Regions from separate parts of the Homo sapiens genome. Here region 2 is linked to region 1. The links are chromatin loops, found by intact Hi-C in ENCODE. Cell type or tissue: heart left ventricle. All regions are shown on one strand.

The links. Hi-C counts contacts between places; a loop is a spot of excess contacts. Peaks named below come from ENCODE experiments on the same cell type or tissue, not always from the same donor. Only the 100,000 strongest peaks of a DNase experiment are listed, where the experiment ranks them.
Region 2: it touches region 1 in a loop (4-fold over the local background); 2 of 110 quality-filtered maps call a loop at or near these places.

What each region holds. Positions count from the first base shown.
Region 1 is chr4:23,929,580-23,932,079 of GRCh38, forward strand. It overlaps a transcript of PPARGC1A not described here. Among named protein-coding and RNA genes, the nearest start is that of PPARGC1A, 41 kb to the left of the region's middle. RefSeq lists an enhancer at 859-2,490. In heart left ventricle, no CTCF peak of the experiment used is centred here; a DNase peak (open chromatin) is centred at 1,452; H3K27ac peaks cover 2,500 bases.
Region 2 is chr4:23,454,481-23,456,980 of GRCh38, forward strand. All of the region lies in intron 18 of LOC105374524 (a long non-coding RNA gene), which reads left to right. Among named protein-coding and RNA genes, the nearest start is that of PPARGC1A-AS1, 310 kb to the right of the region's middle. In heart left ventricle, a CTCF peak has its summit at 1,223; no DNase peak of the experiment used is centred here; H3K27ac peaks cover 240 bases.

The DNA of each region.
Region 1 (2,500 bases):
TGTTAATGACAGAAACCATGGCAGGCACTTTACTGAGAGGAAAAAGTGCGGCACCCATTATGGAGAGTGGGGAAGAAAGATTGGCAATGGCTTTACCCTCAGTGGGAGAAGGTTGAAGTGGCCCCAAGATTGAAATCATCCTGGAGGTGTTAACACTTCAAGTCTGTGTTCAAACTTTGCTGCCTTCTGCTGCAGAGGATTTGCCTACAAATAACAATAACAAGAATAATAACTAGAATAATACCTGCCACCTTTTATTTAGCATTCATTGCGCCCTAGGCTAAGCCTTTATGAGGCTCTTCTCATTACATCTTTTTAACAACCCTATGAGGAGGGTATTATCATTCCATTTTACAGCTGAGTGTTAACAGACCATAAACTCACCAAGGAAATCCTCAAAACATGGCTGATATTCAACCTCTCCTATAGATTTGCAGACTCTGTTTTTTGTCACCCCACTCCAGGGTGCCACGTTAAATATATGTATATTTTAGCATCCTTGACATCTTTAAATGATATCATCTGAATTTTTACCTAGATATTCTGTTTCATTTACCTTTAAGTCCCCAAATCAGGTTTGAAATTCCTTTTCATTCACACAGAAAGAATATTTATATTACTACCCATGGCTTCAAGCAGGACAAAATCCCTCTCCACCATGAGTGACTCTGAACTTGATTTTTGGTGTAACAGCCCTCACATTGTACCATTACATATATACTCAAGGGCAGAAAATAAATAATAAATTATAGCATTTCTTATGTTTGCTTTGCACCATCCAAGATGTCAATCATATTGTGGGGAGTAACGCCTTCTGACCACTGACATTTAGGTACAACGCTGAAGGACTATTTCTCCAGCTAGCACTTCAACACGGTTCTCTAATATCTTAAAGATCAACCTTAACAACAACAATGATGACAAAGGTATGAATTTTATCAGTTACAAGGTATAAAAAAAGGTTTTGAAATATGAACAACCTTATCATTGATTTCTTTCTTTTTAGGCCAAAAGAGCATATATCATTCAAGCTATGGGGACAAAAATAAATTGTTGCCAGAGGCTGTTCAAATGGAAACCAGTAGCACCCTTCAGGGTTCAATGTACTTTTTTGTTTCTTTTTTCCTACCCAGACTCTCAAAGGGACAAACACATGCAGGAAAGTGATCCTGGAAAGAAGGGGTTAATATAAGCTGCACAGTGCACTCAGTGATGCCTTAAATAATTGTCACATGTCCCCTATAATCTGTCCCATGCTGTCAGCACTGAGTTAGTCATAATAATATCAGATAAGAGCTGTTCAAAGTGACACACTAACCAACATGGGAGCCACATGACTTTCTGGCTTGGCTACTGCCCTTCAGCTGAACTTTGGCTTAGAACACAAGGCTCCCAGAGGCAGCCTGGCACATGCCGCCGCGTGGAGTGTCCGGTGGCATTTTCCGTTGCTAGGGCCTCTGTTGCTTCACAGTCTAGTGAGGGGCAGCTGGGGATCAGTGACAGGGAGTCACCTGCTCACCCCACCTCTGGGGACAGGGAAAGGAATTGGCTGCTGTGGTGGCCGCTGCCTTTCTGAGCTTGTGCTGGGACTCCCTGTCCCCTCCACAGTTGATTAGTTTTGCAAATGTGTGTGTCACGCGTTATGCCAAGAACCACAGCAGGGAAACTCGGACCCCCAAAGGGAGTTTGTGCTGGAAGAGGTAGAGAAGGAATGTGACTCTTGGCTAAGAGGACACAAAGGCAAGGGCAGGAAGGAAGGAGGAAAAAAAAAGGAAGGAAAGTTATTACCTCTGGGTAGAAGGTTACTGTAGACTAGCTCTATTTTATTTGTGCTTTTCTGTATCCCCGCCCTGACTTTTTTTTTTACTTCCAGCATACTTTAGATTTTTAATTTAAAAAGTTAAGGCACATATTTTTTAAAGGAGAATAAAGAAAGAATAGTGAAAAAGAGGAAGAAAGGAAGGTGACCCATTCACTCACTGATTCATTCACAAAGCAGAGACCAGAAAGGAAGCAAGAATCCAATGTCATCTGACATTGGATTTGAGAACATTTATTGGCAGTGTGCCTCTGGCATACTTACCTAACACCTCTCTCTAAGCTTTATTATCCTCGGCAGTAAAATGGAAAAATAATACCTAAGTTACAAGACTGCCATGGGGATAAAAAGAGGTGATATATGCTAAGTGGCTAACAAGTGGTAGGTGCTCAATAATCAGTAGCTCATGGGAAGCCATGGAAGTTATGACGATCTTTGGAGTCAGAGATACCCAGATCCAAAGTCTGACTCCAGCACTTACCATGGTGTGACCTCAGGCAAATTATCTCACCTTGCGGAGCCTCAGTTTCTCATGTACAAAATGGGGATAATGATACCCCATTGTCAGGGTTGTTAAAAGGAGTTACTGTTAATGCTTTACACTTGGCAAATAATCAGGCACATGGTAGTTATACAGTAATTTGTAACAGGAGTTGCCATAGTGGTGGTGGTCATAGTAGC
Region 2 (2,500 bases), 480 kb before region 1:
TCATTGGTTTCAATTACTAGCTACAGCAAGATGTCTGGGGATGCGATTTAATTGGGTTAAGATGCTCTGGATGTTTTTGTTCAGTCTAGCTCAAGGCTGGCTGGTACTTTCTGAATTTCCCAAGACCAGTGTACATATTTTATAAAACTTTTTAATTCTATTACGGACACCAATAGTATCTGCCACAAAATGAGCAAATGTATCTAAATATGACCTCTTTTACAGTAATGTGCATGTCTATCTTTATACCTAAAATTACTATTATTAGTTGCACTATTCTTAGGGAAAAAATATGGTCCCAAAATATTTCTGTTTTGCCAATTAGAGGTGAATGGTACCTGAGGCACATATAATAGATAAGTTATTTGTTACAATGGATGATGGGAAATTTCAAAGTGAATCAGATGGCAGAAGCACATATGGTCGACATTTTTACATTTTTTTGTTCTTTCTAGTATTGTCACAGTTCATAACATATGAATATGCTTAGGAGCTAAAGGATAAGCCATTATCCTGATACATATATTTGAATCTTTGTAATATGTATTTTAATATAGAGAGGACTCCCTGAATGTATGACTTAGAAAATACAATATAATACCTATAATTAACTTAAAAAGCAATATTTGTCACACTTACTGATATCTCAAATTTTTATAAATTTAGCAGGGTTTCTGTCAAACTGTATGGTTACCTATGTTAACATCACACAATATGTTCGGAATAGACCTTTCTCTCATAACATTTTACTTAGCCAAATGGTTTGGTTAATATTAACATCAACCAATTCCAGATGTCAACAATTAAGTTCAATCCAACAAAACATTTAGTCAGGCACTTTCCTCTGACTGAGAATAAGAAGACTTTACATAAACATATGTACTGGATTTTTAGTCTATCTTAAGATAAAATAGTTGTGTTTAGTGACTAAACATATCATTACACAGATGCCTGATCCTCTTTTGCAGCTGTTCTTGCTGTTTTGGTTCTACTTAGCCCCTTTCCTTATCTTTCTTTTGTGTGGCACTATATGGGGGGACATCTGCAGATGAGGGTTTCTGGCTGATTTTGTAATGTGCCTGCAAAAAGCTAAGCTTGCATTGTAATGAGGTCAGGTTTCATTCTAAGCAAGGTCACACTCCAGGGTTGGTAGAACTCCAAGGAAAATCAAAGTGCTGACAGAAACATCTAAAAGGTGGTGATTCGGTAGGTGGCACTCTTTCCTCCACACAAATACCGACGTTGGTGGTCAGGTTCAGGCTGTCTTTCAAAGTTAATTTACAACATGTCCTCTTTTGACCATTAGGGATTCTATTGTAGAGAGTTTTTTTTAGGGGGAGAGGGGTTGTTTGTAGTTTTCCTCAGAAAGCAAGGATGTTTCTTTTAATCCCTATGTCCCAGATAAACATGAGCTCTGTATTTTTGTTTTGCTTTGCTTATAATTTCAACTTGATGAGCTAGGCTAACTGTGCAGTCACATATGCTGCCGAAAACCTTTACCCTGCTTGGAAAATGTTTCCTTATCTACATATGCGTTTTCTTCATTCTGATTATTTATGAAATTCTCACTTAGTCCCCAGAGTTGCATGAACCTCAAAATTAGCCTGCCCTGGAAAAACTTCAAATTCTAACAACAACCAAAAATATAAATACTGATTTCTCTGCTCTTTCTTCATGAGCCTGAAAAACACTACTCTTGGCTTTTATTAAACTGAATGTCAACCAGGGTCCAGAAGATGGATTTATTAATGAATTAGTCTTTTTTCCAAAATGTTTTTTTCAAATGTAAAAATAAAACAAGAAAATAAAGCTGGTACTTTTTTTTTTTTTTTACAACAAAAACTAGGATGAAGATCATATAAATGAAGATTGAGCCATAAAGGTGAATGTGCTAGACAATGAGTCATGATTTAATGTTAATTGAAAAAGTTATGGTTTATCCTATTGTTTTATTATCACATTTTCTTTAATTTTTTTTTTATTTTCTTGCGTACATTAGCCTTTCAGTGGCAATGTGACTTTTCTTTTGTTAAAATGTGTAAAGAGTGTCAGGTGTGACTGAACTCGGGATTAACAAAAGCAAAGGAGTGTAAGTAAATTCATTTGAGGTCCCATTAGTTCAACCTGAAAAGGTTTCCCAGTTATGATGGTTTGACATTTACTCAGTACCCATAGAATGTTATGCAGAAAAAAAAAAAAAAAAAGAAAGAAAGAAAATCTCGCCCACTTTCAGGCACACACGCACACAAATGCATTCACAGACACAAACACAATGTAGGATTCTATTGAGTCGAATCAACTTGATCAGCTCTAAATAGAAATAAAAGACTCAATTTCCAAAGGCTGTGACAATGATATAAACCATCTACTTCCTCTAGTAATGTTGTTTGAACCCCTTCAATAGCTTCATTTGGACCTATACGAATCCTCCCACCTATTAAGCTTTGACACACCAACCAGTGCCAACCATAAACCCCAGTTACAAAATTATATGATCTGC